Linked DNA regions of Homo sapiens: region 2 is linked to region 1. Evidence: read pairs that join two places in POLR2A ChIA-PET (ENCODE). Cell type or tissue: B cell. All regions are shown on one strand. Links, peaks and the distances in the headings refer to the core of each region. The heading gives the core; the rest is flanking DNA.

What was found. Peaks named below come from ENCODE experiments on the same cell type or tissue, not always from the same donor. Only the 100,000 strongest peaks of a DNase experiment are listed, where the experiment ranks them.
Region 2: POLR2A ChIA-PET joins it to region 1 with 7 read pairs; 2 of 35 experiments call an interaction of 5 or more read pairs at or near these places.

What each region holds. Positions count from the first base shown.
Region 1 is chr1:160,075,464-160,080,838 of GRCh38, reverse strand. No RefSeq gene overlaps it. Among named protein-coding and RNA genes, the nearest start is that of KCNJ9, 3.4 kb to the left of the region's middle. In B cell, for the core only: CTCF peaks have their summits at 1,843 and 2,058 (motif pointing right); a DNase peak (open chromatin) is centred at 2,028; H3K27me3 peaks cover 2,289 bases.
Region 2 is chr1:159,834,158-159,839,532 of GRCh38, reverse strand. It overlaps SLAMF8 (SLAM family member 8), which reads right to left. Exons shown (of 5, transcript NM_020125.3): 5 at 2,041-4,349. The coding sequence ends at 4,273. It overlaps SNHG28 (small nucleolar RNA host gene 28), which reads left to right. Exons shown (of 5, transcript NR_147125.1): 4 at 1,506-1,616; 5 at 3,378-5,055. Among named protein-coding and RNA genes, the nearest start is that of SLAMF8, 10 kb to the right of the region's middle. In B cell, for the core only: no CTCF peak of the experiment used is centred there; a DNase peak (open chromatin) is centred at 3,202.

The DNA.
Region 1 (5,375 bases), core at 55-5,054:
TTTTATTCATAGCAAAAACCCTAGAAACAACCCAAATGTCCACCAGAGAGAAAAGCCTAGGTTAGGGCTTACTAAGTATTCACTCGGCAAACTTCTGCGGAGCCCAAGTGCCAGGCAGTGTGTTAGATGGGGTGGTTACAGAATGGGTGAGTCCCTGCCCACAAGGAGCTCATTAACCCAGGAGGGATAAAGACACACAAACACACAGTGGCTGCTGCTACTAATTCACTGAGCATGGGATATGAACGAGACACATGCCTCATGTCATCCCCATGGCAACTCTATAAGACAGGTGTTATTTTTCCCAGTTATAGATGAGGAAACTGAAACAGAGACATGTTAAGTAATTTATCGAATGTCACAGAGTTGGGCAGAGACAGGAGCCAAACTCCCACATCTGTATCACCTCATGCTTTGTAAATTGTTTTAAAAGAAGACTTCTTAAAGGGTAGTTTTAGATTCAGAGCAAAACTGAGAGGAAAGTTATAGAGATTTTCCGTATGCCCCCTGTCCCCACACATCCACCAGAATGGCACATTTGTTACAAGTGATGAAGCTACATTGACATCATAATCGCCCAAAGTCCATAGCTGACATTAGGGTTCACTTTTGGTGTTGTACACTCTGTGGGTTTGGACAAATATATAATGATGTGTATCCACCATTATAGTCTCATTGCTGTAAAAGTCCTCTATGCTCTGCCTAGTCAATCCCCCTTCCCTAACCCCTGGCAACAACTGCTCTTTTTCCTGTTTCCATAATTTTCCTTTTCCAGAATGTCATGTCGTTGGAATTGTACAATATGTAGCCATTTCAAATTGGCTTCTTTCACTTAGTAATGTAAATTTAAGGTTCCTCCATGTCTTTTCATGGCTTTGTAGTTCATTTCTTTTTGGCACTGAATAATATTCCATTTCAGGATGGCCATGGTTTATTTATCTATTTACCTACTGAAGGACATCTCGGTTGCTTTCAAGATTTGGCCATGATGAATACAGCTGCTATAAACATCCATCGGCAGATTTTCATGTGGACGTAAGTTTTCATCTCCTTTGGGTAGATACCAAGGAGCATGATTCCTGGATCGTATGGTAAGAGTATGTTTAGTTTTTTAGGAAACTGCCACACTTTCTTCCAAAGTAGCTGTACCATTTTGCATTCCCATCAGCCACGAATTCCTGTTCCTGTTGCTCCACATTCCTGCCAGCATTTGGTGTTGTCAGCCTTAGCCTAGTGTGCCTCAGTAATGTAATATCTGTGGAATATTAATATCATGGGTTACTGTAAAGCCATAATAATTGCTGTGTTTAAATATGTGAATGTGTATATAACACACTGTTACATAAAAAAGCAGAACCTAAAAATATTCTTAGAAATTGATCATGACTATATTGAAATAGCTTCAGGAACACTGATAAAAATCAGAACAAAATTTGGAGAAACAGAAATATCTTATTGTTTATTTTTCCCCAGGGAAATAATGAAGAGAAGAAAGTGGTTTACAAACGCAAAGTGTTGTTGCTGTTGTTATCAGTATTATTATATCCCAGATATGGATCTATTCTTATCCAGATCCTTTAAATTTGGATCAAGAAAATATGAGCTAGAGGAGCAGGAAGACATAGAGATGGACACGGAGGGCTAGAAGCTCCTGGAATGACCTGGCAAGGTGGGAAATTCGGTACTGGATAATATAAGCTCAGGAGGCAATGACTTGGGTTCAAATCCCACCTCTGTCCACTACTAGCTGGGTGAACCTGAGCAATTATTTAACCCGTTAAACCTCAGATTCTTCATCTAAAAAAAAGAAAACCATATTATTCATCTCTTAGAGGGTTGTCATGAAGACTACATAAGGCAATGCCTGACACATTGTTAGTACTCAGTAAATGCTAGCTACTGTCTTCCTCTTCCTCCTCCTCATTGTCTTCTTCATGGTCATCATCATTGTCACTGTCATCACCATCATCTCAGGGATGTCCTGAAAGCCCCACCCTGCCTGTGCCACCTTCCTCTGTTCTGGCACCACCCTGTGAGGCCTGCAGGGGGCGCCCCCGGTATACTGCCCTCTCCTCAGCTCTCTTGCTGGTGATTCTTGTTGTTCCAAGTGGAAATATCGAGTTTTCAGCCCGAGATTGGCATCAAGAGTGCTGTTAAAGCCCCAGTCAACATCCCCGTCTCCTGGGCCTGGTCCTGTCACCCGAGCTTTGGGACTGCTAGCCTGCCCTTCTCTGTCCTGCCAAGCAGCTGCTCACATTGGTTCCACTGTGCCAGGAGCTCAGAGAGAAGAAACCAAACTCCTGGGCAAGAACACATTTGCATAGAGCTGGCCCTATTTGCTGGAGGGGGCATCACTGGCAGGGCCCTCCACAAGGCAATTTCAGCCAGCCCCTCGCCTCAGTCCAGGTGCCCCTGAACCTAGCCTGGCTGACAAGGAAGAAGACTACCACTCCCTCACCTGATTCACTCATCCTGCAGGTCCTAGACTTTACCTGTTATCTAACCTCAGTTCCTTATTTATCACTGAGCTGAACTGAGGCAGGAGAAAAAAAGTTTTCCCAGGCACCAGGACACAAAAGCATAGACAAGATTCTAGCTTTTGGCTTGGCACGGTGGCTCGAACCTATAATCCCAGCACTTTGGGAGGCTGAGGTACACGGATCGCTTGAACCCAGGAGATGGAGACCAGCCTGGGCAACATGGCGAAACCCTGTCTCTACAAAAAATACAAAATTAGATGGGTGTAGTGGTATGTGCATGTGGTCCCAGCCACCTTGGAGGTTGAGGTGGGAGGATCACCTGAGCCTGGGAGCTCAAGGCTGCAGTGAGCCGTGATTGCGCCACTGCACTCCAGCCTGGACAACAGAGTGAGACCTTGTCTCAAAAAAAAAAAAAAAAAAAAAAAAAAAAAAGGAACCGTGGTGCAAAATAGGAAAAGAGCTTAAAAAGAGCCTACTGTGGCCTGTCACTTGGAGAACAGGGAACAGGTGATACTTTTGGGAGAAAATAAAAGGTTCCCTTCCTCCAGCAGACACAGCTCTGAGCTGGGTGCAGGAATTGGCAAGCTGAATGCAGTTCAGTCCTCAACTTGCCCCATCAGCAGGTGCCTTTGTGGCAGCCCTGAGATCAGCCAAACTGGGGAGGCTTCCCTGGACAAGATCATGAGACATCTTGTGCAAAATCTGGCAAGTGGAAGAGGAAGCATGATGGGGAAGACAGCAGACAGTTGAGGATATGAGTTTAGTGGAGCAGGGAGGCCAATCTGGTTGATTGCAAAAATTTGTATAAATTCAAGGGGGATGGGGCTCTAGAAAACTCAGAGCAGAGGAAAGATATGGTTGAAGGAGTAGATGTGGCAAATGACTGAAGCTGAAGATTAGAGTGAAATGGGGAGAAGCAGAGCACAGCTCCAGGCCAGACGGAGGCAATTTCAGCCAGCCCCTTGCCTCAGGCTGGGTTCCTGAGGCTGAGGAGCTTGCTGCCTTTCTGGCTACTTTCAGCAGAGCAGGAGGATCAGAAGCCTTCACACAGAGTTCTATCTTGCTTTATAGGACTGGGTAGAGATAGGCTAAGATTTAAAAGTTATATGACGGTTAGAGGTGGTACAGGATTAGCCCTTACTTTACAGGTAGGAATAGGTCCCAAGAACATAGTCAGGACTAAGACTCAGGCCACCCGACTCGAGATTCCTCGTGTTTCTTTATTCCCAGTTGCCTCCCTCCTATCACAGTGCATTGGATGTTAATGGAATTTCTATCAATTGGACCCAACTGGAAAGGTACTAGAAGTCCCTAGTTAGAGAAATTTGTTTTTTTCTTTTTTCCTTTTTTTTTATTCCTTTTTGAGACAGAGTTCCGCTCTGTTGCCCAGGCTGGAGTGCAGTGGCGCGATCTCCGCTCACTGCAACCCCCACCGCCCGGATTCAAGTGATTCTCTTGCCTCGCCCTCCTGAGTAGCTGAGATTACAGGCACACACCACTATGCCTGGCTAATTTTTTTTTTTTTTTTGTATTTTCAGTAGAGATGGGGTTTCACCATGTTGGCCAGGCTGGTCTTGAACTCCTGACCTTAGGTGATCCACCCACCTTGGCTTCCCAAAGTGCTGGGATTACAGGCATGAGCCACCGTGCCTGGCCATGTTTTTCTTTTTTAAAGGAAAGAATTCTTTAGTAGGTAACTAACTATTCCCTAAATTATGTCTTATAAATGTGGGTTTGTGTATATTGCATTTATTTAAAGGGGGTGATCTACTTACATAATGATTCGTTAGTGACTAGGGGAATGTAGCTCAGTCCTTCTCTTGGATTTCTCCTCTGCGGCCTGAGTCATTCAGCTATGAGATGCTCCACTACTAATGGAATTTGTTCAGCACTGTGGGATGTGAGCACCAAAACGCCACTTGGAATCCTGAATCCTGTGGTGAGCCATGCCAGTGTCTCTGTTCTTTCTAGCCACTTCCCCTGACTTGTTAAATACTAACTATTCTGAGTCTCTATCATGCCTCCCAACCCAAAGCTTTCCTGATTCCCTCTGTCCACATCTGCTTTGCCCAGCGCAAGCCCCTCAGACTGCTGCCCACTTGTGGATTCTTTCTAAAACAGGTGACACACCCCAACTCTCCTCCTCCTCTGCTCTGAGGTAGCCTCTGCCCCATTATAAATGAAGTAAAAGTAGAGATGAGGCCAAAGCTGGAAGCAGTGAGTCTGAAAGGAGAAATGGAGGAGAATAAGGAAGACGCAAGTTGGGAAACTGAAAGAAGAGAGAGGGGTCCTCAAAAAGAGAAGTTTCCTCTGTCATGTTTCATGGTGGACATTGGATGTTGTAATTCTGGGGAATTTTTCATACCAACATGTACTCAGGGGTCATAGCCTCTGGTTGGCAAGATTGTGTTTAAAACGTGCAAATTCCCTCTGGCATTATTCTGAGACAAGCTTTGGGGTCAAATATATGTGGATTCAAATCTCAAAACACTTTCCAGCTATGTTACCATAGGCAAACCACTTAACTCCTCAGAACTTCAGTTTCCCCATCTTCTGATCTATCTGATGTAGTAAACACTCACAAATATTAGTGTCCTATGCCCCTTATTACTGATTCCCTACTGGGCTCCTAGAGACTGTCCTAGGACTTCTCTTTTGCAAACAAATTTAAAAATGAAAACCTGACATTTGATATGTACAAAAGAATATAGATGGTGGACATATGTCTATATGTTATAAAGCATAATTTAAGAACAAAAACTCAATTTAAATCACTCTTTTAAATTCAGAACATTACAGTGCTGTTGAAGCTACCTGTGTACTTTTCCACAAGCTCCCACCCCTGCTGTTCAAGGACTTATAAAGTCTTTCTAACTGCCCAGTCCCACCCGACTC
Region 2 (5,375 bases), core at 238-5,237, 240 kb after region 1:
TCAAACTTTGTTTTGTACTTTATTTTGTTAACCCAGTTAATGCTTCTGACAAGAAGTTCTACAGCTCCTCCCCACCCCATCAAAGAGGAGGGCCCTTGGCCTCAAATAGGCCAATCAGGCTCTGTTGGTGGGGAGTTGAATCTTCAGTGAGCAACTGGGGAAGAGAAAACAGAACAGAACTATTTTCGGAGGCCCCGAGGCCTGCATCCTCAAGGCTACCTGGCTTTGTCTTTTCTGAGGCTCGGTCAACATTTTCCTTGGTTCTCTGAGTTACTCACATCTTTCTAATACATTTCCTCTTTTACTTTAGTTAAAACCAGAGTTGGTTTCTGTTGCTTGCCTCCAAAGAACCCTGACTGATATAAGTGTTTTCCTGTTATTTTTAAATCTTCTAAAGTATTGCTCTGAGATGGTTTCTGCTTAAGCAGATTCATTGAAACAGTTTACTTCATATTTGGATTTTTCCATTTGTCAGAACATTCTTCCTTGGTAGTGTGGTGCAGTAGAAGGGACTGGACTGATTTAGATAATCTAAAGGTAATTCTGACTGTGCCACTAATTATGTAATTTCAGAGGAGTAACATTCTCTTTGGATTTCAGTTTCCACATGAGAAATAAAAAAACTTGAACTGAGTAACCACAGATTTCCTTCCAGCTTTAAGATCCTATTATTCATATGAGTCAATATCTGCCTTTTAGTGATATGCTCCATTGGCCCCAGTTACATGGTCTGGGCTTATGTGATAACCCTTCAAATATTTGAGAACCTATGCTCCTGCGAGTGTTTTGTTCTAGGCCCAACATAACCAGTTTCTGTAATCATTTCTCATATGGTAAGGTTTTTAGACTTTTCACCATTCTGGTCATTCTCTTCCAGACACTCCAGTTTTTCAGTGTCTTCCTGAAAGTGTGGCTTCGAGACCTGGACCTGGACTAGTCATGCTGTGGGAGTCTCCCCACTACTTACCCGTGTGCTCAGCCTGCCCCTCCTGGCACATAATGTTGACTAAGGCACAGCCCAAGGGGAGGCAGCCACCATAACTTTCCTAGATCTAGGGATAGTTATTTTTTGTCATTTTAGAGGCCCTTCCTTCAGGCTGCATGCAGAACAGATGCAGGTAGCCATGAAGCCAAATCTGGAAGGAGATGATGCTTCCTCTGAAGATCAGTAAGTAACCAAGAGTGATTAACTGAACAGGTGCTAGTTCTTAATACACATGGAAGAAAGATTTGCTACAGGTGTCATTAATGTTTGCAGCAGTTTTTTTTTTTTTTTTTAATTGAGACGGAGTCTCACTCTGTTGCCCGGGCTGAAGTGCAGTGGCACAATCTCAGCTCATGCAGCAGTTTTTTTAAAAATGAGGCACTGAATGTTCATGTCTCCATTGATGAGAAAAATGTCCTCTCTAACCCTTTTCTTATGCTATTCCCCTTTCCTATTCTCTCTGATATCATGTTTCATGAGCCCTTTGCCCTAGCAGCTCTTGTATTTGTCTTTTGTACAGGAGAACAGATGCAAAAACTATTGCTCAAGGAAAATAAAGTGAAAACGAGGAAAAGCAAAAGAAGATCTGGAGAGGGCTCTCACCTGACCACAAGCATCCTGGAGCAATGAGGTAGAGGGTGTTCTGGGAGGAGTCTGATATCTGGACTCTCGAGGGGTTCTTTCTGTCATTGTAACTCCAACAAAGGGGCATTCCGACGAAGTCCCATATGATGTGGCCCCAGGCCATCTCTCTGTACTCTTGTCCTTCCCCTCTCTCTCCCTTGTTTGGATCCAGCCCCTCTGGCCTCCACTCTCTTCTTTGCAAACACCAACCATGCTGCCATTTTAGGGCCGTTGCATTTTCTGGTCTCTTTGTCTGGAACACTCTGTCACTGCATGCTCACTCCTCCACTTCACTGGGCCTCTGTTCAAATGTCACCCCATTGAGGGTGTCATCTGATTGCTTTATCTAAGACAGACCCTGTCTCCCCAACAGATTGTTCTCTAGCCCTTTACTCTGCCTTGTCTTTAACAGAAACTAACAACATCTGACATATGCTTACTTGTTTATTTATATTATCCAGACCATAAACTCTCAAAGGCAAGGGTTTCGCTTGACTACTGATTCCCAAGTGCCAAGAAATGTACCCAGCACATGCAGCGCCCTCAATCAATATTTGTTGTGGTGTGACTTACAAAGCATCAGTCTCAATGCTCATTAGCACAAAATTGGTCTCACAGAAGCACTTTGTGTTTTTTTGGTGGAGGGTTAATTAGTCCACTAGTTGACAAGTGAGTCATTAAGGATGGGAACTTTATTAGAGCAGTGTGGATCTGTTCAACAAGGCCCTGGTGCACCACGCTACAAACCACTGTCGAAATGAGGTTGCTAAGAGTCACCTTGTGGAGGGAGAGCTGCAGGTCCCATCTCATCCAGAGCTGCTTTGATCTGAGGTGGGGCCCTGGAGATGAACGAAAGAAAGGTGGGGAGTGCTGTGTATTTTTTCCCCACAAATCCACCAGGGCTCATTGTCAGATCCTGGGCTTTCCTTTCCACATCATTTTTAGGGACTGAGGCCAGTTTTGCATGATTCAGTGACCAGGCATGTGGCCTGACTGTAGGTGGCAGGTGGGGATGGTGCAAGCTGACAGGTTGAGTGGCCATGGACCCTGTTCAGGTAATCTTGGGGGAAGGTGATAGGAGAGAAGTGGGTGTGGGAAAGGGATGAGAATTTGATAAAGCCAGGTTACCAACAGGGAACCTCTGAGCAGGCCAGGCAGGGAGGATCTGGGAACAATCGAGTGGAAGAGTGGTGATGTGGATCTGGAGGCCAGCTGTGCTGATCCTTTGTCCAAGGTGAAGTGATTGCCCAGGAACTGGGGAGAAGAGGGAAGGTCCTTGGACAGGGCTGACATCCTAGGTGGGGAGATTGAAGCCACCCTGGGAAAATAGTACTTCAAACCCACCCCTGTTTCTTCAATACCTCTTTCCTCGCTGTTATCAAGACTGGATTGAGGCCCCAGAAAAAATCCAGTTACACCTGGGTGAGAGAAACTGTGAACCTTATCAGCTAATAATCCCCGAAGGTAAGTTTAGCTCCTTAAGTGTTTTTCCAGTAGTGATCAATACTCCAGAGCTTTTCTAGACAGAATCATTCAGGGGCAGAATGTATTTTCCTAAGATGGCCACAATAAAAAGTTTGATGGAGTCAGAGTGACCTCTACAGTCCTGCTGTTGGGCTGTGGGGTCTTTGTCCCCTCCCCTTGAACTAAGGTAAGTCTTCTGCATTTGCATTTGAAAATGAATGTGGCAGATTCTAGAGTGCCTCAGTACCCTTTCTCTCCATAATGTTCCTTCTGCATAGCGTTTTATGGTTCTTCACTCTCTCAGTTTCAGGCAGGAAGACTCATCCTGAGCTGAGCTGCTTTTCTTGAAGTTGTGCAAGAACGTCCTGTTGGCTGGGGCAAATTCAGTATTTCTTTTCCTGGCCACTGTGCTGGAGCGTGAGGAAAGACTCTCCACCCTCACTCCCAGATCCTGCAGGAGGCGTGAGAGCGGATGGAGATGGTGAGGATGTCTATTAATATGGTGTTTCCTGCAAAACGGTGCCCATCTCAACCATGGGTTGTCAACCATCCTCGGTGTCTACAACTGCAATTTACCTTTGAGGGCCCATGAACTCTGATTACCTGAAAGTCCTTAGGCCAGAAAGAGAAACCCCTGTCCCCCACCTCTCACTTTCACCTATTTCTAGACCTTTTCTTACAGCAATGCCTTGGCCCTCAGGAAGCATCAGATCTCAAACTGCAGGGTCTGGGGCTGAAGCTGATGCTGGCATGGGTGACTCAGAGTTCCTCTATTAGTTCAAATATGTAATATCTTTTAGAGCCTAGGACTCAGGCTGGAGGCAATTCCTTGGTGCCAGTTGGTTAATACTTTATGAATAGTGGTGGGGGAGGGAATGCCTTGGACTATTAATGTCCCCATGGATCTGGATCCTGGAGAACTTCCAGTGTCCTGGATGGAATGTTCTGCTTGGCTCATCTTGCCCAGAGAAGAGCCAGGATATGAGAAGATGGGAGAGGGAAGGGGGAGGTGTGAAACGTGCTGGTGCTTCCTGTCCTCGTGGTGTGATGGCTGCCCAGGCTGCTCCTTCGAGGCAGGACAGGATTCCCATGGGAGATATGAGGACCATGGTGATTTCCAGGCACCAGTTATGTCCCAGAGCATCGTGTGCCTGTGCAGTGGGGTTACTGATAGTCCAGGCATCAGTTCATATTGTCCTTTATGGCAGATCCTGCACAAGGGGGTTCTCTGTCTCTGGACCCACTCTGTCAGCATGGACATCCTTTTTCTTTTTCCCTGGTAAGGACATCAGAAAGAAAGTTACCCCTCCAGTGTTTGGAGTCTTGGAATCCTTGGCCTGCCTGCAGGCCTCTGAATCCTCAGTGTGTTAGCCCAAGGTCACCTTAGGTAAAGGAACATTTCTCCTGGTCTTCCAACACCCTGGAAAGGGAGGCTCTTCAAGAATAGGAAATTCTTCCTAGTATCTAACCTTGGCCTGCAACTATGCCATACATTTAATTGTAGAAGGTATGGAAAGTTAGGACTGTGGTGGACCCAGTTAAATCACTGGACAGAAGCCATGAGGCAGAGCCAGAACCAGCTTCTGGACTCCCTGCATGGAGCTTTCTACTATCCCAGGTTGTTGGGTCCCTTCTCAGTGGCCAAAGATGCTATTTTATGAGCCTTGAGGACATGACACTAAGTGAAAAAAGCCTGGCCAAAGGGCCACATAGTGTATAGTTCTATTTATATGAAATGTCCAGGAAAGACAAAAGCATAGAGGCAGAAAGCAGACTAGTGCTGTGGGAGGAATGGGGGATTTGGGAGGTGATGGCTAAGGGGTTATGGGGTTTTGGGGGAGGTAATAGAAATGTTTTAAAATTGGTTGTGAAGGTGGATGCCCAACTCTGCGAATACACTAAAAGGCATCGAATTGTATACTTTAAATAGGTGAATTGTATGCTATGTGAATTATATCTCAATAAAGGTATTTTTTCCCTGCTGTTTTCCTGGCTTCCACTTTCTTATCACAAATCCTGGGGACTCTTGGGGCAGGGGCCAGGGGCCAGGGGCCAGGGCAATACCCTCCCACAGCAGATGGGGCCTTCAGGTGGAGTGCAGGCTCAGCTGTTCCCTCTTGCCCTTCTCTCTGCTGGAGAGAATGAACAGGAATCAGCATTGCCTGTCCCCATGCTTAGAGGCTGGACCCAGACCCTGCCTTCTGGGACACACCCACCATAGTGAGGGCTCAGTGACTCCTCCTTGCTGACTCCCTTTCTCCACCTTGGGACAAGCCAGCTCCGACAGCCTGGCATGGAAATG